Regions from separate parts of the Mus musculus genome. Here region 2 is linked to region 1. The links are chromatin loops, found by intact Hi-C in ENCODE. Cell type or tissue: left cerebral cortex. All regions are shown on one strand. Links, peaks and the distances in the headings refer to the core of each region. The heading gives the core; the rest is flanking DNA. Region 1 overlaps 4930430J02Rik (RIKEN cDNA 4930430J02 gene). Region 2 has its middle 35 kb from the start of Gm39343.

Evidence for each region. A loop is a pair of places that touch in the nucleus more often than their neighbours do. Peaks named below come from ENCODE experiments on the same cell type or tissue, not always from the same donor. Only the 100,000 strongest peaks of a DNase experiment are listed, where the experiment ranks them.
Region 2: a loop joins it to region 1, with 1.8 times the contacts of the local background. A loop is called at or near these places in 2 of 42 quality-filtered maps.

The regions. Positions count from the first base shown.
Region 1 is chr9:57,395,238-57,411,191 of GRCm38, reverse strand. 4930430J02Rik (RIKEN cDNA 4930430J02 gene) reads right to left here. Exons shown (of 3, transcript NR_040729.1): 2 at 15,331-15,418; 3 at 10,828-11,063. It also overlaps a transcript of Ppcdc not described here. Among named protein-coding and RNA genes, the nearest start is that of 4930430J02Rik, 12 kb to the right of the region's middle. In left cerebral cortex, for the core only: no CTCF peak of the experiment used is centred there; no DNase peak of the experiment used is centred there.
Region 2 is chr9:57,336,483-57,352,436 of GRCm38, reverse strand. No RefSeq gene overlaps it. Among named protein-coding and RNA genes, the nearest start is that of Gm39343, 35 kb to the right of the region's middle. In left cerebral cortex, for the core only: no CTCF peak of the experiment used is centred there; a DNase peak (open chromatin) is centred at 8,910.

The DNA.
Region 1 (15,954 bases), core at 5,164-13,163:
CAGTGTGTGGAACTTGTCACACAGATCCTACTGGAGTTGGTGTGGCATTAATCAAATGACCCTTAGAATAAAATCCCCTTAGGTCACTAAAGAAAATGGAACCTAAAAGTAGCATCAAGATGACTCAACAGGAAAAGTTGCCTGCCACCATGCCTGTTAGCCTGAGTTCAATACCCGGGACCACAGCAGGGAAGGAGAGAGGCATTTCCTGAAAGTTGTCCTCTGACTTCCACATGGGCATAATGACATGCACACCCACATGCATACAAAATAAATAAGGAAATACTAAAAACAGACAAACAAACAAACAAACAAAAAAAACAAAAAAACCTCAGCTGGGATGAAGCAACAGAAGAGGAGTGCTTTCTGCCTAGCATGTGCAAGGTCCTTGATGGTAGACTAAACCAGAAACCTTCAAACATCGAATTTGAGGCCTCTCTACACTAAAAAGTGAGTTCTGTGGCAGTCTGAACTGCACTGGGAGACCTCCTCTCCTTTCCTTTCCCCGCCTGCCCTGCAATGCTGTGACGGGTTTCTCAGAGACAGTACATGGGGAAGAGAGCCTGCAGCACTAAGTGTCAATAGGTCTTTAGGCAGTTCCCAGGTGTGTCTTGTCACCTCACCCTTTACCTCAGAGCCCTGCTCCTGAATGGGAGGAGTGATTTTTAAAAGTCGCTCTTCCTTTCTGCTCAGTGTGTGTAGGTGAGGCTCTGTGCTAGAGCACTTTAAGGAAAGCAGGGCCAAAGGTGGCTTCTGGTTACCTCAGTGTAGCATGTGTAGGAGCAACCAAGTGACAAGTGTCTTTACAATAGAAGTAGCCATAGACTACCTGTATCTTAGGGTTTCTATTGCTGTGATAAAACACCATGACCAAACACAACTTGGTGAGAAAAGGGTTTATTCCAGTTTTTAGTCCATCACCAAGTAAAGGCAGAACAGAAACTCTAGAGGAACCTGGAGGCCAGAACTCCAGGAACGATGCTTACTGGCTTGCTCCTTGTGGCTTGCTCAACCTGCCTTCTTATAGCACCCAGGACTATAGTACTCAGGTGCCCAGGGGTGGTACTGCCCTCAGTGAGCTGAGCCCTCCCACATCAGTCATCAATCAAGAAAAGTGCACTACAGGTTTGTCACAGGACAATCTGGTAGGGTCATTTTCTCAGTTGCAGTTCCCTCTTCCCAAATGACTCTAGGTCTGTGTCAAGTTGACATAAAACTAGTCAACACAAGGTATAAAATGCTGTTTCAAAGGCTATGGCAGAGCCAGGCATGGTGGTGTATTACATGCCTCTAATCTCAGGACTCAGTAGGCAGAGGCAGGCAGATCTTTGAGTTCAAGGCTAGCCTTGTCTATGGACACAGTAAGACCCTGTCTCAAACAACAACGGTGAAGGGAAGGCAAGCATGGCGGTGCATGCCGTTAACCTCAGCACTGCAGAGGCACAGGCAGACATAGCTCGGTGAGTTCTAGGCCAGCCAGTGAGAGGCCATGTCAAACAAATGCTGAGAGCAGAAGATGTCACCGTGCCTGGTCCTGCCACTGAGGTTCACTATTACTGCCACCTAGGGCAGTCCTGCATATCTGAGCCAAATGCGACCAGGAAACGCAGGACAACTGTCAGGTGCTGTGGTGGTAGTAACAAGACAGTTTCTTCTGAGGCTCTGTGTTTTTTAAATCATCATGGGCAGAATTGTTCTTCAGAGAATGTGTTTTAGTTTCTTTTTTTTTTTTTTTTTTTTTTTTAGGGTACACAGCATGTATAATTTTGATTTGTTATGCTTATTTGCTTGTTTTGATTTTTTTTCTTTCCATTTTTTATTAGGTATTTAGCTCATTCACACTTCCAATGCTATACCAAAAGTCCCCCATACCCACCCACCCCCACTCCCCTACCCGCCCACTCCCCCTCCTTGGCCCTGGCGTTCCCCTGTTCTGGGGCATATAAAGTTTGTGTGTCCAATGGGCCTCTCTTTCCAGTGATGGCCGACTAGGCCATCTTTTGATACATATGCAGCTAGAGTCAAGAGCTCCGGGGTACTGGTTAGTTCATAATGTTGATCCACCTATAGGGTTGCAGATCCCTTTAGCTCCTTGGGTACTTTCTCTAGCTCCTCCATTGGGAGCCCTGTGATCCATCCATTAGCTGACTGTGGGCATCCACTTCTGTGTTTGCTAGGCCCCGGCATAGTCTCACAAGAGACAGCTACATCTGGGTCCTTTCGATAAAATCTTGCTAGTGTATGCAATGGTGTCAGCGTTTGGATGCTGATTATGGGGTGGACCAGAGAACCGGACAGCTTCTGGGACGGGCAGAAGCACAGAGCCGCTGAGGCAGCACCCTTGGCGGGCCGCAGACAGCCGGCCACCTTCCAGACCAGAGGACAGGTGTCCGCCTGGCTTGGGAGGCGGCCTCAGCCTCAGCAGCAGCGGTTGCCATCTGGGTTCCAGGACTCCGCGGGACCTAGGAAATTAGTCTGAACAGGTTAGAGGGTGCGCCAGAGAACCGGACAGCTTCTGGGATAGGCGGAAGCACAGAGCCGCTGAGGCAGTACCCTTTGCAGGCTGCAGACAGCCGGCCACCGTCCGGACCAGAGGACAGGTGTCCGCCTGGCTTGGGAGGCGGCCTCAGCCTCAGGAGCAGCGGTCGCCATCTTGGTTCCAGGACTCCCTGGAACTTAGGAATTTAGTCTGCACAGGTGAGAGTCTGCACCACAGAAGCTGACAGCTTCTGGGAACTGCCAAAGCAACACAGCTTCTGAGAGAGGCCCTGTTTTGGGCCTTCTTCTTCGACCAGGAGGAGGTCCAAAAACAAGATATCTGCGCACCTTCCCTGTAAGAGAGCTTGCCAGCAGAGAGTGCTCTGAGCACTGAAACTCAGAGGAGAGAATCTGTCTCCCAGGTCTGCTGAGAGACGGTAACAAAATCACCAGAAGAACAATCTCTAAACAGAGTCAACTATAACTACTAACTCCAGAGATTACCAGATGGCGAAAGGTAAACGTAGGAATCCTACTAACAGGAACCAAGACCACTCACCATCATCAGAACCCAGCACTCCCACTTCGCCCAGTCCAGGGCACCCCAACACACCCGAAAACCTAGACCTAGATTTAAAAGCATATCTCATGATGATGGTAGAGGACATCAAGAAGGACTTTAATAAATCACTTAAAGAAATACAGGAGAACACTGTTTTAGTTTCTTAATAACTTACAGAACTCTGTAAGTTTGGCAGAAGAAAACATTTGGGTCTGGAAATTGCAGTCTTACTTAGAAGCCTGCATGGCGTCTTCCTAGGATGCTGCTATGCTGGGCTCCTCCAGATGTTCCTCTGTGCCCACCAGATGTTCCTCTGTGCCCTCCAGATCTTCCTCTGTGCACAGCTCACCTGGCCCCTCGGCCACTGTTTCGATGCCTCAAGATAGGCCCTGACCTTGCTCTTCTAACTCTTCCCTTGACCAAGAGCCAACCCTGAAGGGCCCCCTGTCCGCTGCCAGAGTGGACAAGCCATGTTCTTTCCTGCCTCTTATCTTTGCACATGAAGCTCTATTGGAAAGACATTTGTCACCCGGCTGACTCACAAATGTGTTGCTTGCTCAAGGTAACCAGAAGTCACCTCTGCAAAGCCTTCACTGGCCCACGTAGGCTGGATTAAATGGTCCTTACCCAAGTCCTTGTGTCCCTGTTTATTAAAACACAGGATTAGAATTGTCTTTCCTTTGTGTCCCTCTGCCATTGGGCTCTCTTGTACAGCAACAGTTATCTTGTGCCTTACAGAACCCAGAAAGTCATTTCAAGTTTATTGTGCTGTCAGGTGTGTGTGTGTTTGTGTGGGTGGGGATGTGGGGCAAGAGTAAGGGTCATATCCTGTTCCTTTCTGAACAAAGATGAAAACAGCAAATCATAAAAAGCAAAGATGGATAGATTTGACTATAGAAAAAACAAACAGGTTGCCAGTACAGATGCCCAAGGGACTCACCCGCAGCTCTTACGATATGCAGGATCTGTCACTGACGTATGTGTTTGAGACAAGGTCTAACTATGTAGCTCAGGCTGGCTTTGAACTTGAGATCCTCCCTCTTCAAGCATCCCAAGTGCTGGGATTACAGGCATGCACCACAACACCTGGGTCTCTGTTTTTGTGTTGCTGAGGGTCAAATTCAGAGCCATGAAGCACAGTACGGGAGGCCAGAGATACAGTCATTAAAAAGAATTTACAGTGTAGGAACAAAGGGAATTTATTGAAAATACCACAAGGGAGCAGCTGGCAAGTTCCAGGGAGGAGAGATGCAAGGGGACACGCAGATATTCTTTTAGACCAGTTGTGTGGGAAGATATTGGTCTTTATCCCCCTTAATGTTTTATTTATATGTGTGGGTGTTTTGCTTGCGTATGTGTTATGTATGACTGGTCTATAGTTATGTATGACTATGGGCTGCCATATGGCGCTGGGAATCAAACTAAGTGCTCTTAACCGCCAAGCCATCTCTCCAGCCCCAAGCTGTGTGAGCTTATCATCATGGGACTTTTGTGTGTGTGCTCGTGACTGAGAGAACACACAGACCTGGGGTTATCCGGTTAAGTAGTAAACCTTACAGCCTAGGCTTTTCTCGAGATTAGCCATTTGGATAGGGTCATAAGTCAACTGCAGTTAGAGTACAGAGTACAGATGCCTATATAAGATATATGTTACCAGAGACTGGTATATACTCCAGGTGGTCATCAAGTGACTATGGGAATTCAGTTCTCTGTTTTTTGTCTCTACCCTAGGATCTCACACCTGCCAGGTAACAGCACTGAATCACATACCCAGCCCATATTTAAGCTATGAATTTAGACGCTGCTTACTGACTAGAAACAGACCAAGAACACAAGAGTAATAAGAGGATTAAGAGTTCGCGCTAAGCCATGATGACGGGGCATACCTACGACCCCAGTACTTGGGGAGTGGAGGCAGGGGAGTCAGTTCAGACATTCTCAGGTACATCGTGAATTTAAGGCCAGTCTGAACTATCTTAAAAAACAAAACTCAGAATCGGGTGTGGTGAGTCACCTCTTTTAATCCCAACACTTGGGAGGCAGAGGCAGGTGGATCTCTGAGTTTGAGACGACCCTGGTCTACAAGGCGATTCCAGGACAGCGAAGGCTGTTTTGTTCCTAGACAAAAGTCTGGGGTCTGAAGTGTTGGCTCAGCTGGTAAAGACACTTGTGGCCAAGCCTGGTCACTGGCCCTATGGTGGGCAGGGAGAACTAGCTCTCACAAGTTATCCTCTGACCTTCACAAACACCATAGCTTTAAAACGTTCACATAGAAAAACAAACACATGAATTGTCCTTAAACTATGTACCCACTTATATGATGAGAGTGATATCAATCAAGTCACATTCAAATGAAAGGTTTTTCTCTTAGACATCATATATGTTTTCTCATCATATATGTTGCTAGGAACTGTAGATTGATGCAGTCTTTCTAGGAGACATCTAGAAATATATACCACAACTCTGTGTGTCCCTGCTTTAGTTCCTGCCTCCAGGTTCTGGCCTGGAGTTCCCACTCTGACTCCTCTTCCCAAAAGACTGCAGTGTAAGCTGAAATAAAGCCTCTCTCCTCTCCCCTCCCCTCCCCTCCCCAAGTTGCTTATGCTCACTGTGTCTGTCCGTCCAGCAGTAAAAGGCAAATTGGGAGAGCAATGGAAGACTGGAAACTCTTCACTGTGAAACAACCAGAGACTGATTATGACTAAATAAGTTGGAGTCTGCCTGCTGGACCACTACACAAGACACAAAATGCAGTTCTAGGAAAGCTCCTAATCTGGGAAGATTTCTGAGGCGAAGTACAGGAAAAATCACGTATGGCACGACAGTTTGTGTATAAAAAACCTGAGGGGAGGGGAGCTGGTTGGTGGCACATGCCTTTAACACCAGCACTCTGGAGACAGAGGCAGGTGGTCTCTGAGTTCGAGGCCAGCCTGGTGTACAGAGTGAGTTCCAGACAGCCAGGACAAAATCCTGTTTTGAAAAACAAAACAAGACAAACAAACAAACAAACAAAAAAGGAGGGGGAATAGATTCATACTGGTTTGTGTGTGGAACAAATATATACTGGGAATGAGTAAGAAACCCTTTGGCAGAGACTTTGAGAAGCAGTGGTGGGAGGCAGACTTTGTTTTAAAATCTCAAGCCAGATGAACATATTATCTGACACAAAACTAGTAAATTGTTTTAAAAGGGTTCTGCAACACTTGTCACCTGTAGGATTACCAGGGTTGTTGAGTCAACTGATATGGCTGTGCTTAGTCAGGGTTTGCTAAAGGAGCAGAACTGATGGAGCATATATACATACATACATATACATACACACACACATATATACATATGTATATATGTATGTGTGTACACATATGCACATATGTATATATCTATATAGTGTGTATACATGTATATGATTTATTTGTGTGGCTTCCTGTTTGTAGTCCACCTACTCCAACAATGGCTGTCTCTTGTTGGAAAGGCCAAGAATCTCTTGTGGAGTCCCAGAGGATTCCTAGAGGGCAAGATAGACTTCAGTCTTCATCAGAATTCTGAGGAAGGAGATTCTAAGACCAACAAAGGAATGCTTCAGTAACACAACAGATGAACTTGCCAGCAAAAGTATGGGCACACAGAAGAAAGTCAAAAGCTTCCTTCTTCCGTGTCCTTTATGTGGGCTGACACCAGAAGATGTGGTCCAGATTTAGGGTGGTCTTCCCATTTCAAATGATCCAATCAAGAAAATTCCATAAGGTGCCCAACTGCTTGGGTTTTAGCCATTTCAAATCGTAGTCAAGTTGACAACCAAATTTAGCCATCACAGGCTGGCTAGGCAAGTGTTCCCTTCCTTTCTTCTAACTGAAGTATGATAACCAGGATGTGGGTTTTGTGCATAAAAGACAGAGGCTGTAAGGCTTAGGGTTTCATGATTTGGGCAAGTTCCCCATGTAGCCACCAGCCATCAATAAAGACTTCCTGTGTATGTGGTGGTCTCTGGTGGGACGTACCTTGTAATACAACATGTGTGTGTGACTTGGAAAGCCAGGCGGTGGTGGTGCACGCCTTTAATCCCAGCACTCAGAGGCAGAGGCAGGTGTATTTCTGAGTTCGAGGCCAGCCTGGTCAACAAAGTGAGTTCCAGGACAGCCAGGGCTACACAGAGAAACCCTGTCAAAAAAAGACTTGGTAATGAGTTAATGCAAGGCAAAGCAGGGAGAAGACTTGGTGGAGTCAAGAAGAGATTTTCATCAAGGTCTTTGGAGTAGAAATGGGCCCATTGTACCTGTCACATGACTTCCCTGAGTGTTCCTAATAAGCCATTGAGGTCTCTGGCCTCAAGGAACTTATCATGTAAGAAGAAGATTAAAGGTCGGCCTGGGCTACAAGAGATCCTGCCTGAAAACAAACAAACAACAACAAAAAGCAAAAAAAAAAAAGAAAGAAAGAAAGAGAAAGGAAAACAGGAAGAAAGAAAAAAGAGAAAAAGGATAAGCAACAACAGAAAAAAGACTAAAACAGCATTTTTGTGGCAAGTTGGGGTGGGAGAGAGGGAACTTAATGGCACCTTTGTGTTGGAACTAGATTTATTCACAGGCCAGGCTATATATGTTAATAATGCTTTGCTACCTGTATTTCTTCTTTCTCCTGACAGGACTGTGTCCTTGTGTTCACAGGAATTTTGGTGTTAGGAAAACAGATCAGGACTCAGAACTGGGAAGGTGGGAAGAAAAAGGAAACAAGCCTTGTTGTTTGGGTTTGCCCGGATCTCTTTTGTTGTGGCAAATTCTGGCAGTAGGTAAAGGAGTAATAAGTTAAACCAAGGAATAAAGAAACTAGGCTCTTATGTTAACTATGTAAGAACTGAGAGGGACCTGTGTACAATCGGTAGTCTCAGGCAGGATGATGGCCAGGGGCTTGACTTAAAATAGGAGTCTGCAGATGGGTAGGAGATGAAGGAATTTTTGAGAAACATTGCTGAGAATTGTGGGTTGGACTCACTTTATATTCTCCCTTGGCCGGTGTGTGGTTTTAGATGCACAGGACTGAGCCACGTGGAGCCCCAGATTAGACAGGTGTCGTATGTGGTCTGCGTGACTAAGGGTTTCCCTGATCTCAATAACTGCCTTCATAGTGCAGCTCCGGATAGTTAGGGGGCACAAAGAACTCTGTCTTAGGGTGAGAAACTGAGCGCATGCCCTTCTGGTTGTGTGGGCTTCTCTTCCAGCCTTGCAACCGTCTCCCAGCATGCTCTTGCAGGAGACCTGCTCCTTAGCATTCTCCTGGTATCAGCCGGAGCATTCCTGTCCCTGTACGTGGACACCTCTAGACACCTGCTTTTCCAGTCTTGATTTAACAGCTCCTTCATTGCATTTCCTCCCATAGCTTCCTTCACAAATATACTGTAGTTTTGAGGTCAGCCTCAAACCCCAAAAATGCACACTTTGAAACAAAGCATCTTGGAGTCAGACCCCAGTGAGAGGCAGGCTGTGTATCCTGAGAGCTTCCTGATGGAATGAATAGTCTCTGATAATCTAGCCAGGCTTGGTACCACCCGGGGTAAAGCAAAGGCACTTAGAGGTCGGGCCAAGGGAACTAACTACCCGTCATCTCATAGCAAAAGAATGTTGGTAGCAGGTGGGTGTGGAGGGCAGCTGTCCAGTGGGAAATCTGAGCCTTTGGGAGTCTCGCAGCTGTGATGCAGGTGTGATCTGGAAGCTTGCCACCCCTTGCCGCCATGGACTGTACTTATGGTGGCTTCTTATCTGCTGAGATTAGGTGGTGACCTTTTACCTGCTAGCCCAGATAGTAGGCCCCTGGGTACCGGAGGCACAGCAGATTCCCTTCTGTCCCTCGAGATTCCTAGAAGAAGGAGAGTTTCAAAGGTGCCTTTCATTTAGGGTGACAAACTGAGCACATGTCCTTCTGGCTGTGTGGGCTTCTCTTCCAGCCTTGCAACTGTCTCCCAGCATGCTCTTCAGTGGTCTCAAAAGTGAGGACTAAGGGATTTCCAGCTGCCTTGGTGGGCAGAAACTTACAGACATACACTCAAGGAAGATGAAGCAAAGGCACCCCAGTTAAGAACAGGGCCAAAATCATTTCTTGCTCTTGTACTTTGAAGAGATCATGGTTAAGTCTGAGCTTGGAATCTCACATGTCACTTGGATCTATTGAGAAATCATTTTCCCCGGCATCAGAAGCAGAGGTATGGTGAGGACACTGGCAGGATGGGGGCAAGGGGGAGAAAGTACTGGAAGGGAGCTCAGGCTTATCTGGTACCTGGCCTATGGCAAATGTTTGCTCCTGCCTCCTATCCATCCTTCAAGGTAAGCATTGTTAACCCCATTTTTACAGGTAAGAACCTGAGGTTCTCAAAGGGAAGTGAGGGAAGGCCAGCAGTCTCTCTGTGCTGATGGCCTGAGTCATCCTTTACTAGGAAAGAACCTATTCGGCTGACTCACAGCAAATCTCTGGATCATCTGAGTTTTGTCTCCTGATATCCCAGGAATCATAAGTCTGCCATGTGGCATGGTGCGAAGAAATCAGGATCTATATATATATCTTCCTAGTTTGGCCAAAATGGTAACTAAATTACTTTCTTTTAAAAAAAAGATTTATTTATTTATTTATTATATGTAAGTACACTGCACCTGTCTTCAGACACCTCAGAAGAGGGCATCAGATCTCAGAAGAGGGCTCAGGTGGTTGTGAGCTATCATGTGGTTACTGGGATTTGAACTCGGGACCTTTGGAAAACAGTCAGTGCCTTTAACCGCTAAGCCATCTCTTCAGCCCACTAAATTACTTTCTATTAGCAATTTCAGTGTTTTTTGATTGTCTGCTTGCTTGCTTTAAATTTATTTGGGATGCAGAGAAAGTAGGCAGTGGATTGTGAATCTGAACATAGTAACAGAAACATAATGCAGACCTGGCCAGTCACAGGGGGAGGGGGAATGATGGTAGTTAGTTCTCACACAGGCTGGGCCTAAGCTGAATAGTGTTACCACAGACTTTATTGTCTGTCAGGGCTGGAGAGGAACATGGTAGTAGAGGACACCCATCTTCAACAGGCTAATCAAAGGAACAAGTAACAACAGAGAACTGTGGCCACATTGAGAAAAACAAAGAGGTCTGTGACATCTACCAACTGTCTTTTGTTCTGAGATAAGAAGCTACAGCACCTCATAGTAAAACAGTGGGAGGCTAGATAAAGTAGCTTTTTTTCTATCTCAGCAGGAATTGTGAGGCTCTTACCTGAAGTCTCCAGAAGAAAAGGGGAGAGAAGCCTGTCTCTGCTCCTTGTTCTCAGCCCTTGTATGACTTTCAGAGTGCATGATCACATGGTAAAAAGTTCACTACGAGTTTGCACATAAATTCAGGTTATAAATTGAATAAGAGGCTTGTAACAGAGAATGTCTACGTGTATATCCACTAGGAGAAATTATCTGGCTAAACATTCATCATTTGTTACTAGCTTACAGATTCATGGAGAGTTAAAAACAACTAAGTTGTTCTTGAAGTTTTGTATAGATAAACCCAGTCAATAGTTTATCTCCTGTCCTTGCACCTGTGGTGTATATCCTCAGCTCCTTCTTTATGACCTTTAGTTAATGGTTTTTATAACCCCTTGGAATGTGCTTTAGGTTTTAGAAGTCTGTTTGTTATCTCAGAAGCAACTAAGCTGTTCTGTTATAAAAGGGGCTTGGATGTCTTTGGGTCACCATTCAGAAGCAGTGGTGACCCTAGCATGCTGGTTGTTTCTGCAGAATAAACACTCTTTGTTCTTGCATACTATTTGAGTCTGGGATCTTCTTTTAATGGTTTTCAAACCCTAACAGCAGGTATGCATAACTTAGCATGGTCAGGGCACAGTCCCATCCATGTTGGCCCATCTTTGACTATGCTCCAGTCTTTTCTGCAAGGTAGTCTGTGCAGCCTCTTTCTCGATGAGACAAGTGTTCCTCTGGGTACCATCAGGATTCAGCCTTTCTCTTCTGGTAAATTCCAATTTCTTGATGTCCATTATTTCAGTAGTCTGATAACCAAAGGAAAGGGGGTAAATGTCTCTCTTTATAACACCTTCCCTCCCACCAAAGTGGTAAATAGAATAATGTCCACTGTTTCTAGAAAAACAAATTAAGATCTTAAACTATTTGTCTTAGTCACTGTTCTATTGCTGTGAAGAGACACATAACCAAGGCAGGTGTTATAAAAGAAAGCATTTAATTGGAGGCTTTCTTACAGTTTCAGAGGCTTAGTCCATTATCATGGCAGAGAACATGGCTCCACATAGATAGGCATAGGAGCAGCAGGAAGGAGGAGGTGGGAAGAAGACTGAGAGCTTTCTTTAAAAAAAAAAAAACTCTTTTGGCTTACTGTTGGCTGTTGCTCTTGCTAGGTGTAACCAGTAAGTGCTCAGTTAAAGAATGTTTGAGGATTAATAACATCTTGCCTGGCCCACAGGAATTTGAGGTCAGTGGTGCAGGAAAGGCAAGAATGTAGAGGAACAAGTCCCCCCCGTCCCCCCCCCCCGGCCCTGAAGGGACAATCAGCAGGGACCCAGGGCAGGAGAGAAAGAGAGAGAGAGAGAGAGAGAGAGAGAGAGAGAGAGAGAGAGAGAGAGAGAGAGAGAGGAGACACGAAGAATGAGAGCAAGACAATCATACTGATCAAGCTCTGAAAACTGGAAGAGCCTGGGAGCTCTCTGAAGGTCAGGTGGCAATCTTTAGCTCCTGAAACCAACGGTCACAGTGTCTTCTTTTCCCATAAATATTCTTACTGTTATGACCACGAATGTTCTCTCAGGATTGTTTATGTAAGCTAGAAAATATCCACAAGGCCATGGCTGAGGCCATGGCTCCCGGCAACAAGTTACTTTAGTTTTAGAAAGCAAGTCAGGGCTCAATGTTGGGTGTGTAGGGGTTTGAATAAGAATGAACCCCCAGCTGGGCAGTGGTGGTGCACGCCTTTAATCCCAGCATTTGGGAGGCAGAGGCAGGCAGATTTCTGAGTTCGAGGCCAGCCTGGTCTACAGAGTGAGTCCCAGGACAGCCAGGGCTATACAGAGAAACCCTGTCTCAAAAAAAAAAAAAAAAAAAAAAAAAAAAGAATGACCTCCCCCCCCCCCCCAAAGGGTCATATATTTGAATGCTTAGTCATCAGAGTGGCACTATTTGAAAGGATTAGAGGGATTAGGAGGTGTGGCCTCTTTAGACTAGGTATGGGCTGATTGGAGGAATTGTGTCACTGGGGATGAACTTTGAGGTTTGAAAAGCTCATGCTGAGCCTAGTCTCTTTTTCTCTGCCTCTCTGCCTAAGGATCAAGGTGTAGCTCTCAGCGGAAGCTCTAGCACCTGCCTGTGTACTGCTGTGCTCCCCACCATGGTGATACTGGACTAAAATTGTAAGTAAGCTGTCAGTTAAATGCTTTCTTTCATGAGAGGTGCCTTGGTTATTGTGTCTCTTCATAGCAATAGAACAGTGACTAAAACAGGCATTTGAGTTTTCTGGAGATGACCCACTGTTTTTGCGTGGCTATGATGGGTGAGCTCTAAGAGTACAGGGCCTCTTAGAGACTTCATCCCAGGATGGTTTCTTGCTGCTGATATGCCTTTCCTGCCACTATTCCATAGCCTAATGATTCCTGGGCTTCAGCCCACCCTATTGGCTAGATTTTCTGCACATCAACATGAAGATGTACTTTCATGTAGTAATGCTATGTAAACAAATTGATGATTTCATAATTCCTGACCATGGTTTTATAGAACTTCTAAACTGATATAACTAATCTCAAGCCCCCTATTGAATAAAGGCTGCAAATAGAGATCTGTAAGCCATCATGTGTCACAGGCTAATTGCACTAGGAAAAGAAAGCAGGCTTGAGACAAATTTATGGTCAAGGAAAACATTCCTTCTAGGTTAGGTGTGACTGGTAACTAAAGGTCATAAATTGGGAATAGACAATTTATCGTAGGTGCAAAGATAGAAAATAAAATATTGACTAGTCTATACAAGACTTCAAAATAATGAAACACTAGGCAGATGATTTGTCTCCTGACAAAACTATGCTAACTTGTGATACAAAATTTATTGCTTTGAACTTATAATGAACTTATGGGGGGTTAGTGACAGATAATGAATATTTAGTCAAATACTAGTCTTAATGGAAATACATGTAAAAATTCTATTGTAACTCCTAAAACCTTTCAATCTATGACATGAATTATTGCCTTAAGCTTACTATGAACTTATTGGAATGCAAAAGTGTTTAGAAAATCATGTAATAAATCATCCTGCTGTAACCGTTCTACCTGATAGTTGTATGAGGTAATTTTTTAGAGAAAGTATAAAAACCAAGAACCACATAAAACAATGAGGTAGCTTTCTTCAGCTTCATACAGCATGTGTGTCTTTGGTCTTTCTTTTCTCTTCTCTTCTCTTCTCTTCTCTTCTCTTCTCTTCTCTTCTCTTCTCTTCTCTTCTCTTTTCTTTTCTTTTCTTTTCTTTTCTTTTCTTTTCTCTCTGGTTCACTAAGAGTTAGTGAACTCCAAGCCTAGCCAGCAAGGGGCATTTGACCCAGAGAGAAAAGAGACAAATAACTAAGATTTTTTTTTTTAAATCCCCTGCTGCTAACACAAGTTTACTGCCAGAAGGCATCAGCTTTTGGCTATAGAATAGCAAAGAGTTAAAGAAAGAGAAAATTTACCAATCGCAATTGCAACTTTAGGCCCTGTAACTGCCGATGCCACCCATCACTGCCTACCTCAGTCTACCTGGATGCTGGGCTGGTCACTGGCACTTGCCAGAGGTTAGTAGTGACTACTCCATATGGATGACCTAGGGTTTATCCTTTGTTAGTTCTCAGGCTGATTAGGCTACCATTTAAGTTTAGGAGACCATGTCTACATCTCTAACCCTCCAGCTCTGCACTGCCTGGCGAGCACACTCCACATCACAAATTCTCCTCTAGGACACTTTCCCTTCTATGGGTTGAACTTTGCCTCCAGGATATTCTTCAGAGGTGAGACTATAGTCTTATCCCCAAGGCTGCTCATACAGTTTAGTTTTTGTGTATTCTTTAGCAAGATGGCTCCCCTGCAAATGTTGGGTAACAAGGTCTCCAGAGGATCACAACCCTTCCAGTGAAGTTTGAGCCAGAAGGGGAAAAATGGCCTCCCATGCCATGGAAGCTATAGTACTGCTAATGTACCCAGAATATTAGCAAAGCTTGTGTCTATGTGTTCATGGGAGGAGAATATGCTCTCACTGGCTTCTTGGGTCTCTTCATGGCCTCCAGTCCTTGCCCCACTGGAATTGCTCACTGTTTCTTCCTCACCCACTGTACTCTGTTCCACTCACAACTTCTCCTCCAGCTCCTCCAGCTAGCCTTGTTTCTACCTTTGCACACAGCACAGTATTGACTGGAAATGTCCTCTTTACACATGGGATTGGAGTTCATCTGTCACCCTGTGAGGTGAGTCCTTTTACCAGTTACTTTCCCAGTGAATAAACTGAAGCCGGGAGAGGTGAGGTCACTCACTAGGTACAGTCTTAAACCAGATAGAGTTCTTGGGTGACATGCTGTTTAGCTAGTCCTCAACACACACACACACACACACACACACACACACACACACACACACACACATAGACCCACAGACAGACACACAGTTCTTTCCTGCCCTCATTCCTTTCTTAGCTAACGCTATAGCTCTTTTAGAATTGTCCTAATTAGTTTTATTGTCAACTAGAGACAACCAAGAATCATCCAGAAAGAGGGGATCTGTATAGCCCTGGCTGTCCTGGAACTCACTTTATAGACCAGGCTGGCCTCGAACTCAGAAATCCGCCTGCCTCTGCCTTCTGAGTGCTGGGATTAAAGGCATGCGCCACCACGCCCGAAAGAGGGAATCTTAATTGAGGGATTACCAGCTCAGATTAGCCTGTGGCCATGTATGTAGGATACTGTCTTGACTGTAGATTGGTGTAGAAGGGCCCCACTCATTGTGGATGGTGCCAGTCCTGGGCTGGCTGTGCTGGAAAGTATAGGAAAGCTTGAGGAGTAAGAGCCAGAGCAATAAACCATGTTCTTCCAAGATTTCTGCTCTGAGTGCCTGCCTTGTGTTCCTGCCCTGACTTCCCTCAATGACAAACTGTGATCTGAAAGTGTAAGTGAGATGGTGTAAACCATTTCCTCCCCAAGCTGCCTTTGGTCATGGTGTTTATCACAGCAACAGAAGACAAACTAGGAGGAACACCCTCGGGAGGTGCCCTGCAGGGCTTGGCATCCTGGGATCTCTCACCTCTATCCAAGAATATCCTCCACATTCTACTTCCCTGGGCCAGCTGCAAGTGTTTGAAGCAGTGCTGGGCCTTGGTGCAGAGCCAAGTCTAGAACACAAAGTTTGAACTATTAGTGAATGTGCAGAGGTTACATAGGAAGGCTATGGGAGCTGCCTGGACTTTTTATCATATACTCACATCCAAAAATACTGCTCCAAAACAGTTTATTAATCTTCATTCATTAAACATGACCAACCTTCGATTATGAAGCTCTGGCTTGTGGAAACCTCAGGTTATTGTACTTGTATGAGGTACCCTAGGCAATTCGGCCACTTCTGAAATCAGGAACCTTCCTTCCCTTGAGACCCCGTAGTACACTGGCAGGAATACTGTAAAGGGACATGTGGACCTTACCCTTATGCTATTCAGGTATTGAAACAATGGACTCCAAGAAATTGGAATTGTTCTAGGAGTCCCAAGCTGGGAGAAGGAAACGGCTGAAGACTGATGTCAGTCAAAGGAGGGACCTTGTCTTCTTCAAAGAGATTTCCTGCAGTCTGACAATGTGTCACACCACCTTATGGGAGAGACTGGAGCTAAGACAATGGTGACAGGTGGGACCACACCAGGCTGGGACTGCTAGC
Region 2 (15,954 bases), core at 4,964-12,963, 59 kb after region 1:
CTAACATGGAGTGGAGTCCCCAAAGAGAATTGTGCTGCAGCCAACAAAGCAGAGAGGAATTGGACAGTAGACATGGAGATGCTGAGTTTGGAGTTTGCCTAGCTAGTTTTTGGTCTTCCTTTGGTCCAGTGTTGCCTCACTATAACATTTTGGAATGCTAATATATATCCTGTGATGTTGGAAGTATATGATCTACATTTCTATTTTTATTATATAGGGGATTGCAGCTAAGTGATTGGATGTATCTCAGAAGAGACTTTGAACTTTGGAATTTTAACACTGTTAAGACTGTGATAGACTATGGGGAACTTTGAAATTAGAATAAATATATTTTGCATTATGCTATGTCTGGGCATGGCTCCTATAGATTCATGTGTTTAAACAAGCCTATGGGGGCCAAGGAGTGGAATGTGGTGGTTTGAATATGCTTGGCCCAGGGAGTTGCACTATTAGGAAGTGTGACCTTGCTGGAGTAGGTGTGTCACTGTGGGCATGGGCTTTGAGATCCTCCTCCTAGCCATGTGGGAGACAGTCTCCTCCTGTCTGCCTTTGGATCAAGACATAGAACTTTTGGTTCCTCCAGCCCTACATCTGCCTGGATCCTGCCATGCTCCAGCCTTGATAATAGACAGATCCTCTGAACCTGTAAGACAGCCTCAATTAAATATTGTTCTTTATAAGACTTGACTTGGTCATGGTGTGCCTGCACAGCAATGGAAACCCTAACTTCACTTGTAAATACTGTTGCTGCTTTTAGGCACCATGAGGGCTGCAAACTCCTCTTGCATCCTCTGAATACTTTGTATATTGAAATAGAATTTTCAGGCTTTTGAGGTCTTGGATTGTAGAACTTACCTTTTTAAACTAATTAATTAGTTATATGCACAACAGTGTTTTGCCTGCATGTATGTTGTATACCATGTTTATGCAATACCTATGAATGCCAGAAGAGGGTAGCGTTGTCATTTACCCCTTTTTTTTTTCAAGGGAGGACCTTTAAATTGTTCCCCAATCACTAAAGGAGCAGCTTGAAATCCCTATAGATACCGTGATTAGTCTAAAATAGGATAGTATTGGCATATAACCTGCCTCCTGTATAATTGTGACTCCTTTCTAGATTGCCTATAATTCTAACATGATCTTAACACTGTGTGTTAGGTTTAGCCCCACCCCTCTAGACTGCCTATAATACCTAACATGATCTAAACACTATATGTTAGGTTTTGCTCCACCTCTCTAAGTTGCAGTGCTGGTGACAGTGTCCTAAACAAAAGGACTTGGTCTAACAGGGTTGTTATGAGATAAACAATCTTAAAGGTGGGTTTCTGTTTACCAGAAAAGTGAATCTTATAAAGTGGGTTTCTGTTTACCAGGGTTCCCTTTAATCAGCCCCAAAGGTCAACTATCACAGACAAGGGTATTTAGTTCCTGGTCAGTCCCAACAACTCAAAGACTTGCCTGTTGAATCAAAATCTGCATGCTTTTATACTGTTTTGCTCTTCTCTCTACCCCAACCCATGGCCTTAGTAATATGATTTCCCAGTAAACCTTTCTTTCCATCCATGGACTGGGTCTAGTTCACTGGTTTCACTGGGCCCTCATTTACACTATGTGTATAGCTGTTATACTATGGTTAGGGAGTAATGACAGTAAAGAATTCTATATGTTTACAGTGCATATGCAACCATTTATCAGCCCTATAGCTGCTCATTTGCTACTTTATGGGTTCTTCTTTATTCCATCCTTTCAACCCCCTAACATTAGATAAGAGAGCAAAAAGAGTAGAGTAAAAGAGGAATGACATTATCATTGGACTACTTCCTGCCAACTAAGAGTGTTTTGGGGGACAAGTTTGATCTTCACCATCAGGATAGCTAATTTCTTCTTGTTGTTTCTTCTTTGTGCATGACTACTTAACAAACCACAACCACTAACCTACCACCACTAACCCTGCCTCTTGAGGCTCTAGGATATATATATATATATATATATATATATATATATATATATATATACCCTCTGAAAATTTCCCAGAATTCCAAACATCACACCCCTGCAAGAACTCGAGGCAAATCGTCATCAACTGCTGTGGACAGTCTGAAGCAACTCCATATCCCATAACTGGGATTAAAATGAAAACATATTCTTATAATATTCCTGTGTTAGTTAAAGAAACCAAAATTCTCACTACATTACCCCTCTTCCGTTTTAAGCCTTTCATTGTGCTGTGTTTAGCAAGAAATTATAAATAGAGGCATTTCCAGATCAGTGGCCAGGGTTTTCTGGTGAGCTTTCCTACTGAATTCTAATCCTTAGTAGTTTTGATGGTATCCTCAGCTTTTCCTTTCCTATGGAAATATAAACAAACCTGAATTTCCAACACAAAACTTTCACAAGCTTCCATTCTGATATTAATACATCCTTATAGTATATAGGCTGATTTAATTCCAAAGATTTTCTATAATTCAGTGCCTCTTAGCTGCTGCTGTTGGAAATGGCTCCTACGTTTTGCTGCAGGTCCCCACACTATGTCCCCCATTTGCTTCCTGATAGCAAGAAATTACCTTGGATGACTCTCTTGGACCTACACTCATCAGTCCAATGGCTGCCCTTGCCACATTGGCTGCACACCTCTGGAAGCCTAGGCCTTCTTTCTGGCTTATAGTTAGAAATTGCTGCTAGGAATGGCTTGTTTACTTTTCCAGGGCAAAGTACTGGGCATTTTGAGTCCTCAAACCTTTAGTGTTTTGGTCAGAGTTTCTCTTTGCAAATGGTCATATTTTCTTCAATTGAAGCACCAGGAACTTTGATATTAGCGATCTCTAGCTATATCTTGACAGATGATGTTAGCATGGTACAAGTTAGAACCAACTGATTATATCCTTTATGCACTCATCCATGGGTGCTGCCTGCAGGTTTGATGGTCTAATTTGCATTTTCATATGCCAAGATCTTTATCAACACCTGTCTTGCACCAGAGTCTGATACAGTTTTGTTCACACCTGAGACTAATCTTTAAAACAAACAAACAAACAAACAAACAAACAAACACCACCAAAGGCCTCTCTAGAGATTTGTATAATTTTATAAACAGGATGGAACTTTTCCCAGGCTCCTCAACTTTGTCCCAAGCTCTTAAAGCTGTTAGGTGGCATTGTTCATAGTAACATTGTCAAATTGAATTTGTTCTTGTATATCAGAATACAGTTTTCACCCAGCAACTGGTCTTTGACAATATTCATTTCCCATGCTCTATTTTACTGTTCAATAATTGAGGCTTCTTCCCTCCACCATGTTAACCATTGCAATTGCAGCCTAGCATCTAGTACAGCTGCCACCAATTCCTTCCAGCCTTGGGGAATAATTCTATTTGGAGTAGCCCAGTTTTTTAAAATTTGCTTCACATAAGGTGAGTGCATCCCATATGAAATCATAGGCTCTTTATGATGCTTTAGATCTATCATTTCTATAGGATGCCTTCCTATCTTGTTATAACCTAAGGCAAGGGACATCCCATATGTCTTAGTTAGGGTTTTACTGCTGTGAACAGACACCATGACCAAGGCAAGTCTTATAAAAAACAACATTTAATTGGGGCTGGCTTACATGTTCAGAGGTTCAGTCCATTATCATCAAGGTGGGAGCATGGCAGTATCCAGGCAGGCATGGCACAGGAGGAGCTGAGAGTTCTATGTCTTCATCCAAAGGCTGCTAGTGGAAGACTGACTTCTAGGCAACTAGGGTGAGGATCTTATACCCACACCCACAGTGACACACCCATCCCAACCAGGTCACACCTATTCCAACAAGGCCACACCTTCACATGGTGCCACTCCCTGGGCCAAGGATATACAAATCATCACATTCCACTCCCTGGTCCCCATAGACTTGTTCAAAAACATGAGTCTATGGGGGCCATACTTAAACATAGTATAATGCAAAATGCATTTAGTCCAACTTTCAAAGTCCTCATAGTCTATAGCAGTCGCAACAATGTTAAAAGTCCAAAGTTCAAGGTCTCTTCTGAGATTCATTCAACTTAATTAACTGTAATCTACAAAGCAAGGCAGGAAACCAGATGGGCAAACTCCAAACTCTGCATCTCCATGGCTGATGTCAAAGCGGTCTTCAGATCTCCACTCCTTTTTCATCTTTGTTGACTGCAACAAACTGCTTTCTCCTGGGCTGGTTCCACTCCCTGTTAGCAGCTTTCCTCAGCATGTATCCCATGGCTCTGGCATCTTTAACATCTTTGAGTTTCCAAGGCAATTTCAATGTTACAGCTTCTTGTTTCAGTGTCTGGGATTCCACTTGATCTTTTGGACTCCTCCTAAGGGCTGGCATCACTTCTCCATCTCTGTCCTCTGTAGCACTCTATGCTCAGGTTGATCCACTCTACTACAGCTGCTGTTCTTGGTGATCATCCCATGGTACTGATATCTCCAATACACTGGGGTGTTCCACTCCAACTAGGCTTCACCAATAGCCTCTCATAGGCTCTCTTCAGGGTGCCAAGCCTCAAATCCTTTGCATGACCCCTTCAGTCCTGGGACATCAACTACAGCTGAGGCTTCACCTTCTCCAATGGCCTTCCCTGGCCTCTCACAGTGCTAAACCTCAGCTTCTCTCCATGATCCCTTCATTCCTTCACAAGCAGTACCACCTGAGTGATTCTTACACATTACCAAGTCCAGCCACAGCATGAGGTACAAACTTGGGTATCTGTGGAACACAGACAGCTTCTTTGTGCTTCCAGAAAACACTTTCCAGAAGATTTCACCTCAGTGATGCTGGTCTCTTCTTAATCACTGCTAATTCCTTAGCTCCAGCTAACCAGCATCAATTTTCCCAGTAGTTCCTTCCATTCTTAACTCTAGAGCCAGAGCCACATGGCTGAAGCTGCCGAGTTCTGATGTTTACAGGAACTAGAACATGATCCCCTTGTACTATTACATTATCACTAGCTTTATGTTTTCTAAATCCTTCACTGCCTAAACTTGGCTATCCTGGTTCTTGCTCTGTAGATTGACCTTGAATGCAGAGATCAGCATGCCTGTCTCATGGGATTAAAGGTGTGTACCACCATGCCTGGTTCTAAATTCAGCTGGGTAGGGTCTTGCCCCAAGGTCCCACTCCCTTAATCTGTTATTTCCTAGAACACGGGATTTTGCTCCATTTCACTTCTTGGTATGCCTTTAATACTCGAACCATATATTTTATATTTTGCCTTTCTAAGCTTACTATGTTTGTTCAAACTTCTCTTTGTGAGACTTAACCAGAGAACAAAGTCTCTGCTGGGCTTTTTTGAAACTTCCTTTGTCAATGCAATTAACCCAAGTCTCTTCACCTTAGTCTCAGGCAGACTTTTTAGACAAGGGTAAAAAGTTGCCACACTCTTCACCAAAATACCACAAAAACAGTCTTTATGCCACATACTGAAATTCTTCTCCTTTGAAATCTCTTGGGCCCAGTCAACACAGTTCAAATTACTCCCAGCAACTAAGTCTTCCATATTCCTACTAGGATGACCCATCAAGCCCCATTTAAAGCATTCCACTGAGTTCCAAATCCAAAGTCCAAAAATCCACATTCTTTCAAATAAAAGCATGGTCAGGCCTATCACAGCAATACCCCATTTCTGGTACCAACTTCTGTCTTAGTTAGGGTTTTACTGCTGTGAACAGACACCATGACCAAGGAAAGTCTTATAAAAAACAACATTTAATTGGGGGTGGCTTACAGGTTCAGAGGTTCAGTCCATTATCATCAAGGTGGAAGCATGGCAGTATCTAGGCAGGCATGGCACAGGAGGAGCTGAGAGTTCTATGTCTTCATCCAAAGGCTGCTAGTGGAAAACTGACTTCCAGGCAACTAGGGTGAGGATCTTATACCCACACCCACAGTGACACACCCATTCCAACCAGGTCACACCTATTCCAACAAGGCCACACCTTCAGATGGTGCCACACCCTGGTCCAAAGATATACAAACCATCACACCATATGAAATCACAGCTTCTTTAAAATGCCTTAGCTCTATCATTTTTATAGAATACCATCCTAGCTTGTCGTAACCTTTAGCAGGTATATGCTGTAGGACTACAGGGGAAGCTGATGGTGGTGATCTTGTGACCAAGGGCCATCCCTCCTCTAACTCTAACAGCTTGGTGGTTTTTGAGATTAATTTTTTCTCTTGAAATGGGATGTTTTCATCTTTTCTCTGACCCTGCTGCCTTCCTCTTCCTCCTACTTTTCTTCTTCCTCCTCCTCTTCCTCCTCCTCCTATCCACTCCTGCCACTCACCCAACTCCTCACCCCACCCAAGAGCTGCAGACACTGGAAACTGAAAGTGCAGTGGGGCCTCTCTCTGTCTTCCAGCACAGTTTCTTTCTTTCTTTCCTCTTGGGGGAAATTTCAGCGGTCTTGCTCAGTCATGGGAACTGAGCCTTTTTATCTCTCCCTTCCCAGTACTCCTCCCCTCCCCAGTGCTTCCATTCCCACCTGGAAATTAGTTGCTCATCCATTCTCTTAACTTTTTTTTTTTTTTGAAACAGAATATAGGAAGAATAAAAACAAAAACAAAACCAGAAAATCCCCTCTGGGAGCAAAGTGGGGGATATCTCAGTGGTAACATCCACAATAATTTTCTTTTTTTGCTGGCATCTTAGAAAAGAATATCCACTTCTTCATCCCCTACCATTTTCTCTACAGCATCTGCAATCAGATTTCCCATTCTGTGTAGCCCCTCCTCTGGGTGCCACTTGTAGCCACTACTTGCTACTTTGTGGGTTCTTTTTCTCTTCCATTCTTCTTCAACCTTTTTCTTCTATCCTTTCAACTTCCTAACCCTAGATAGGAGAGGAAAAGGATAGAGTGGAAAGGGGGCAACATTATTGTTATACTACTCCCTGCGAATTAGAGGTATCAAGGTCCTTGGGGCAAGTTTGATCTTCACCATCGGGATATCTAATTTCCTCATCTTTTTGTTTCTTCTTTACAACACGACTACTTAAATACATCACAACCAACAGCAACCAACAACCTACCAACAGCAACCCCACCTCTCAGAGCCCTAGCATTTATATACCCTCTGAAAATTTTCCAGAATTCCAAACATCACACACTTGCAAACACTATCTGCAGCTGACAAAATCATACCCCTGCAAGAGCACAAGGCAAGTCATTGCCAGCTGCTGTGGACAAATAGAAGCAGCCCCATATCTCATACCTGGAATTAAAAAGAAAACATATTTTTCTAATAATTTTTTGTTCTTTAAAGAAACCAAAATTTTCACTACAGGCCTCTTATAGAGTTTTATTTAGTTTTGTTGTTCTCTTTTGCGACAGTCTTACTATGTATCCCAGACTGGCCTAGAACTCATATTTTTCATGAATTCTCCATGCTGGAATTGATGATGTGAACGACCACACCTAGTTCCTAATTACTACTATAAAAAAGTCATTGGGGGATGTTGAGATGGCTCAGCAGGTAAGAGCACTGACTGCTCTTCCAGAAGTTCTGAGTTCAAATCCCAGCAACCACATGGTGGCTCACAACCACCCATAATGAGACCTGACACCCTCTTCTGGCACGTCTGAAGACAGCTACAGTGTACTTATGTATAATAATAATAATAATAAATCTTTAGGTTGGAGCTAGCAGGGACTGAGTGAGCGGGGCCAACCAGAGCAAGCAGAGGTCCTAAAATTCAATTTCCAAGAACCACATGAAGGCTCACAACCATCTGTTCAGCTACAGTGTACTCATATACATAAAATAAATAAATCTTTAAAAAAAAAAAAGTTGTTAACCTGGTATAGTGACACAAGCCTTTAATTCAAGCAGTTCGGAAGCAGAGGTAGGCCAGTGGGAACTACCTTGGGGGTGTTGTTGTTCTTGTTGTTTAAAGAGAGAAAGAGAGAGAGAGAGAGAGAGAGAGAGAGAGTGTGTGTGTGTGTGTGTGTGTGTGTGTGTGTGTGTGTCACATGTGTATTTGAATGTGCGTGAGTACAAATGTGTAGGCCAGAGGAAAGTGTTGAGAGTTCTTCCCTGTTACTTTCTTTATTCCTTTGAGCCAAGGAATCTCCATGAACTGGGAGCTCAACCATCTTTGGCTGCAGTTAGTAAGACCTAGAGATTCTCCTGTCTCTGCCCCACACAGTACTAGAGTTAAAAATGTCTAAGAGATTATACCTGGCTGGGATCTGAACTTGTGTCCTCATGGCTGCACAGTAAGTACTCCTAACCAGTAAATCATCTTTTCAGCTGCTAATCCCACCTGCCATACAGAACACAACTATCACAATTTTTGAGCCAAACTTGAAGCAAGTTTTATTAAATATTGGCCAGGACAATGGGCACTGGCCAGATCCATACCCAGGATTCTCAGAGAATGGCCATGATTTTGTCAGGTGTTTATAAAAGCAAAACCCACAAGGCCGTTTACTTCCTGCCTTTGTCCAATCAGGGGTAAGCATACATCCTGGCATACTTCCTGCACGTACCTCCTGACTACATGTGTTCAAGCAGTCATTCCCCCACCCCCACCCTCACCCTCACCCCTCTGCACTGTTTGGTTGCTGAAGGCAGTAACCATCTCTGCAGATTCTCAATGGCTGTTCATGGGTTTGCAATCTGACAAGGAATCAAGTAAAAGCATTTTTTCCGAGACAGGGTTTCTCTGTATAGCCCTGGCTGTCCTGGAACTCACTTTGTAGACCAGGCTGGCCTCGAACTCAGAAATCTGCCTGCCTCTGCCTCCCAAGTGCTGGGATGAAAGGCGTGCGCCACCACCGCCCAGCTCAAGTAAAAGCTTTTTAAATGCTGGTTTCATTCCAAGACAAAGTCTCACTATATAACTCTAGTTAGTCTGTTGCTTAATATGTAGATCAGGCTGGCCTAGATTTTAAAGAGATAAACCTGCCTCTGCCTGGGGAATGCCAGGTTTAAAGTTGTGTGCCACCACACCCACCATACCCAGCCTTTATACAGATATTTATAGCCCACATTCCAACCCAATTGCTGCTATCTTTTTTTGTTGTTGTTGTTTTCTTCCTACAAGGCTGTCCCCTCCTGCTCCGTACACCTCCCTATGCCTCATCTTAGAAAATGTGCTTAGGGAGAGTCCTGGGTGAGTGTGGGCTCACTCCTGGGAAGCCCTCTTCCCTAGGGTCATCATACTGCCTTGGCTGCTGGCCAACCTACAAACAGTTGTATGTATCTCGTCAGGGATTTATAGCTGTTTACATGGAAGGGGAAACCTAAACTTGGTGACTCCATCCATCATAACTGGAGTCAAGTTCCTCACTTAAGAGATTTGAGAGGGAGAAGCCAAGTTGAAAGGGTGTGGATCAGGGGGGCCAGATGATGTCCGGACTCTGAGGTCATGACCAGCAAGCAAAAGCTGAGAAAATGGAAACAATGAGTTTGCAGAAATGTGGAGAAGAAGAAAACTTAGCTGTGAAGAGGGGGTGTGAGGAAAGAGGTCCGATTCTGAGGAGACAGCGGGCACCTACTGCAGAGCTAACCGCTATGTCTTACTGTCCGGATCCCCACAATGCCCTATTCCCAGCACCACCCACCAGCCTAGGGGTCATGCCTGGAAAAGTACAGATGTCACTCGAAATCCTGTGCTTGTCGCCCACACTGACCAGAACACGCAGCCTAAGGGAGCCAGTGGAAGCCTCCCACACCCCAACTTCCCATTGCCCCAGGAGGCAAAGAAACAAGGCACAGAGAGACAAGGTTACACACAACGTTATATACAAGGCACAGAGATTCTGAGGTTATACAACAACAAGTTTCAAATACAGGATGAACTTGTAGGCAGTCTAACTCCTGAGCCTGAAATCTTAGCCACAGCATCTCCTGTCACTCAGGTGTCTCCTACATCAAGAACAAGTCCCATGCCCATCTCTCCTACTAAGGTCCCTATAGGACTCATCTCCAGAGATTGTCTCTGAAAGACACGGTTTCTTAGGGGCCAAACACATGGAAAGGAGGGGCCTGGCTAGGTAGCAGCAGGCAACATTATGGTCCCTGTTCTGTCGATGATTTACTAGGAAAGTTTCTGTTTTCCTTTGAGTCATAGTTTCTCCATACACCTGTCAGCCTGTTGTGATTTGCTGACAAACTCATGCGGGCAACAGACCTAGGGACCTCAGATGTCCAGCAACCCAGGGCCTGCCCATTGGTATTGCCCTGGAGTGATTCCACAAGGGCATGGTGGTCAGTCACCAGGAGGGCCCTGGTCTGCAGGGTTAAGGCGCGTCAAGCCTGGAGGATCCAGAGGCCAGTAAGGGTTAGGTGTCTAGAAAGAAACAAAATAGCCTCCCAGCTGGAGGAATGATGGGGGAAATGAGAAGGTACCTGGAGTAGAGCAGCTAGAATCCCACTTGTACCCAGGGGAGCCAGGTTCTTCAATGCCTTTCTCAATTTCTTGTATTTGCTTCTTTTTGAATAGCATTTGTTTTTAAAGTCGGGTTGTAGTTGGTCTGAGCTACTTTGTGGTTCTTCTTCTTCCCATCCTTTATCCCCTCCCCCCACCCGGCTGCCCCACACCACCCTGGGTTTCCAGGACACAGAGAGATAGAGATCCCTGCATCTAATTTCTTTTATTTTATTTGCTTCCTGATTACAGCTACTAATAAATCACAACCAACCCCTCCAAACAACCAACAACCACAGACCCCACCTGTGGGGCTCTAGCATTTATATACCCTCTGAAATTTCCCCAGAGTTCCAACCATCACACAATTGCAGAAACTATCTATAGCTGGCAAAGCCATGCCTCTGCTAAAGCAGGAGGCAAATCATAGTCAGCAGCTGTGAAGCACCCCATATCCCATACCTGGGATTCAAACGAAACCATATTCCCATCATATTTCTGTGTTTTTTAAACAAACCAAAATTCTCACTGCATGGGGTCTCATTAAAAGATTAAAATATGCCGGGTGTAGTGGTGCACTCCTTTAATCCCAGCACTCGGGAGGCAGAGGCAGGTGGATTTCTGAGTTCGAGGCCAGCCTGGTTTACAAAGTGAGTTCCAGGACAGCCAGGGCTACACAGAGAAACCCTGTCTCGAAAAACCAAAAAACAAAACAAAACAAAAAAAAGATTAAAATACTAAGACAATGAGAATGATAGAACCTGGGGGCTGGAGAGGTGGCTCAGCAGTTAAGAGCACTGACTACTTTTCCAGAGGTTCTGAGTTCAATTCTCAGCAACCACATGGTGGCTCACAACCATTTGTAACTTGATCTGATGCCTTCTTCTGGTGTGTCTGAATATAGTAACAGTGTACTCAAATACATAAAACAAATTAAATAAATAAAATATAAGAATGGGAATCATTCAACAGTGGTATCAATTCACATTGTTTTACCATGTTTGTTTGTTTGGTTGGTTGGTTGGTTAGTTGGTTTTTACTGCTTCATCCAAAGCAGGAGGCCATCTTCCAAAAAAGATGTAAAATAAGCATAGAGACATTCTCTTAAAAAAAAAAAAAAAAAAAAAGCCGGACGTGGTGGCGTACGCCTTTAATCCCAGCACTCGGGAGGCAGAGGCAGGTGAATTTCTGAGTTCGAGGTCAGCCTGGTCTACAGAGTGAGTTCCAGGACAGCCAGGGTTACACAGAGAAACCCTGTCTCGAAAAACCAAAATATAATAATAATAATAATAATAATAATAATAATAATAATAATTGTAAATAGCTGATAGTTCAGAAATTTTCATTTTCCTACAGAGGTGAAAGAAGAAAAGTGACAGAGAAATTGCACCACTGCTAGACAGACAAACAGAGTTCAGAGTGAGACAGATAGCGATCAGACTCCAGGTGTGGGATAAGCAACCTCAAGACTCCGCTGAGTCTTCCCAACCACAGTATCAGACATGTCTTTTCTCAATCAGACTACAATCATAATATTATACATGGATTTTCTAAAGCATCCTTGAGCCAAGCCTGGTCACCGAGACTGTAATCCCTGCTACTCGGGCGACTGAGGCAGGAAGATCTCAACTTCAAGTCCTACCTGGGCCAACTTGAACAAGTTGATATCTCAAAGGATAAAGTAAAGAAAGAGGCTGAGGAAGGTAGAGCATTTGTCACCCTTGTGGATTCAATCCTTGCCTCTACAAGGCTATTAACAATAACAATAACTTGTCTCCCATCTTCCCGGTGGGAGGGCAGAGAGGAATGGCTAAATCCTAAGACAAGGAAGCCTCCCTGTGACCAAATCTTCACTCTTGCTATTATCTCTGGGCCCAGTACACCTGAGATCCTTCATTGGGTCTTGAGCTCCTAAGCCTGTGGTTTTCCTCTGGGTGGTGACTCAGTGCCCACAGCCTACCCTGCATGCCATTTCCCCCTATCCGGGCCTTGTTGACTGCTCTGAGTAAGAGGTGGCTCTGTGGTTTCTCTGAAGCAACAACCACAAACTGCCAAGCCCACCTTACCCATCCTCCACTCCCCACCTTGTCTGTCACTCTCCTAGTCCCACCCCCAGGCTGTCGACTGAAAGAGAAACAGGGAGGTTTATATGTTTGTGCACTTGGTGCTATGCATGAGAGTGGAAGAGACCCCCATTCACCAGGCAGGGAGAGTTGGCTGAGGATGAGGATGCAGCTCAGCGGTGGAGTGCTCGTATATTTAGTCTTCATCACCTGCCCCTCTACCCACATGTGGGCAGGATGTGGGAGAGGAGGGAGAGAGATGGTGTAAGGCAAAATGTCTTCAGGGTTTCCTTTGGGGTAACCTATTTGCTCATTTACATGTATTCCTCAAAAGCGACTGAAACCATGACAATGGACAAGAAGATGAGATACTCAGGCACCTCTCCAGTGAAAACTGAGTCTTCTGGTAGCAAGAGTTCTGCTGGCTCTCAGCGCTCCAAGACTTCCTGAGCCAGGGGACTTATCTGATTCACGCTGACACTCTTCACCTGGGAGATTATTGAGTTGGCTTGTAAAAGCTCCATGTGGGGCTTGGTTCTGATCCATAGCTCTCAGCAAGGCAAAGCTGGGCTGAAGATGGGCACACCTTGCAGCTTACCGTCTCCTCCATCTTTGCCTCTCTTTTTCCTGGCTTGAATAGCAAGAGCCTCCCTGCCTGATAACCGTCCTGCATCCTACCACCCAGTCATTTGGCTTCCAAGACAGACAACCCTCCCATGCCTGGCTTCCAAAGGCCTGCCAGCCTCAATTGTGCCAGAGAGGTACATTAACAACCAACCAAAAGGAGGAAAGAAGGGGCCCAGGGTGACAGAGCCACCAGAGTACCTCAAGGAAGGCACTATCCTATGGTGTGGTTAAATCATTCAGGTTAGCACTGGGGAATAGCACCAAGGCAAGAGGCTGTGGGCCTCTTTGCACCTGAATACTGCAGCTCTGCACCTGAATACTGAATCTCTCTTGGCCTGGATGAAGAACAGCTCTCCACTTGTCCATCACTATTGACTTAGATCCATTGGTTCTTATAAGTGGCCCAGCAAGGCTGCACTGTCCCTGGCTTTCTTCCCAGACTCAGATGCTGACTGGAGACAGACGCCATTCTGGGTGATGATGACCTTCCAGAGGCCACTGTAGAGCTCAGTGACTCAAGGGAGCTGCCCTAGGTCAGAGACTGAGAAAGGAGAATGGTCCTGTCTTGGCTATTGTTCTACCACTGTGCTAGGATACCATGACCAAGGCAACTTATAAAAGAAAGTGTTTAATTTGGGGCTCATGGCTGCAGACGGTTAGAGTTCTTAACTATCATGGCGGGGAGCATGACAGCAGACAGGCATGGTGCTGGAGCAGTAGCCAAGAGCTCACATCCTTATCCAAAAGTAGAAGGCAGAGACAGTGACACTGGGAATAGCATGGACTTTTGAAACCTCAAAGGTCACCCCCCAGTGACACACCTCCTCCAACAAGGCCAGTCCCTAATGTTCCACCAACTAAGGACTTTAGTCAAATATATGGCTTGTGGGGTCTGTCTCATTCAAATCACCACAGAATCCTTATGGTAATCAAAGAAACCCCTGTATTGTGACCCCCTTGAACTTCACACCCACCTAGGAGATCATGTCTAACAGCTTCTAGCCTTCAATGGTGCTGGACATCACCCCCCCACACACACACACACACACACACACACACACGCCTTCCAGTTCTAACCCACTTGCTAGATACTTGGGATTACCCTCTGTAACTTTAGTTTTTTCAAACCTTGTCTTTAATAATGGTTCTTAGATACTTTAACCTCCCTTGTAGCCCACAACCCACCAGAGGTAGTGGGAAAGAAAGGATACAGGAGAAGTGGACTTTTAGAAAGGTTCTTTGGAGCAACTCCTGTCTGTTGTCTGGCAATTGGCAGTTCAGTTCACAGGTCAGCAGTGGCAGCTCGATCCACTTGCAAACATTTCATGAGTACACCGGTAGTCCAGTTAGGTAGAGTCAGGATAGCAAAAACTAATCAGCAGTGGTTGCAAGGCTCAGCCTCAGCAGGAGTCAGCAGGAGGGACCCAGAGGATCGCCAGGAAAAGTTCTAGGTTGCACATCTTTCAGCAAAGCAAAGGTCAGTGAAGACACAAGACCCACAATCATTGCACAGCCAGCTGTACCAGCAAGCCAAGCTCAGCCTCGTCGCTGTCCATTGAATCCTATTTATACTCCCTCCAAACATCACGTGTCCTCCATGGGTCTTGCCTCAGCATGTTTGTCTGTTCCAGCTGACATCACTCTGCCAATCAGCCACAGAAGCGGCAAGAAACTGCAGCACACCACCAGAAGTTTTTTGGTGTGTTTCTCTCTATGGAATCCTGACAAATGCAGCTCAACTATGCAATGCGAGATGGACCAATACGTGCGTGTTTTAGCAAAGAATCCTTCATCACATGTCCTTTCACATGCCTGCTTTAGCAGAACATCTTTTCACCTGTGTTTGCTTCAGCTAAACGTTCCTTCACGTGTTTGCCCCAGCAAAACACCACCCAACTGACCCTCCAAAGAACTCTTAAGTTTCCACTTCAATCTTCTGTCTCCCTAGGTCTGGTCTGCATAACCTGCTTTCATTGTCCCAAAGCTGTTCTTTAGCACTGACTTTTCCCACACTAGGCCTTCCTTTTGCTCCAAAGTCATTACAGGATCTTGGGAAGGTCCCTTTGTCAAGACCTCAGTTCTGTATCTATATAGTGAAGAAGAGGAGGGGAGGAGGGTCTTTGACATTTTAGGCTGCCAATGTGTTGACACATGATCTACATCTACTCCCCACTCCCTCTTCCCACCCTTGTTCTTTCTTTGTTGCTCGGTTCTAGCACCCAGCTCCCTGGTCTGAAAAAGATGCGAGACCCTTCCTCTCACCTAGCACGAGAGTCCTGCCCAATGTAGACATTCCTCACTAAGGGCCAGTCAAGAGAGGTCTGGGAATAACACTTGAGAAATGCTGCTCTGATAACTCTAGCCTGAGTCAGGTTGACACACAAAACCAGTCAGCACTGGCTGGAGAGATGGCTCAGTGGTTAAGAGCACTGACTGCTCACAAACATCTGTAATGAGATCCGATGTCCTCTTCTGGTGTGTCTGAAGACAACTGAAGTGTAATCATATAGATAAAGTAAATCTAAACAAAACAAACAAACAAAAAACCCCAGCCAGTACAAGTGTTTTGCCCATATGTATATATGTGTACCACGGCATGCCTGATCCCCAAGGAGGTAAGGATCTCTTTAAGAAGTTAAGAATAGTTGTGACCCACCATGTGGGTGCTGAGGACTGAGCCAGGGTTCTCGGCAGGAGTTGCAATTGCCCTCAACTACTAAGCCGCCATCTCTTCAGCCCTGATCTTGCTATTGAAAATATTATGTTTGTGTGAATGTGTTTGTGAACAGGTGAGGTGTGGGTTCCTAACCAGTCCAGAAGAAGGCTTTGGCTCCTCTGGAGCTGGGCGGAGCTGGTTCTGAGCTTCCTGGGATGGCG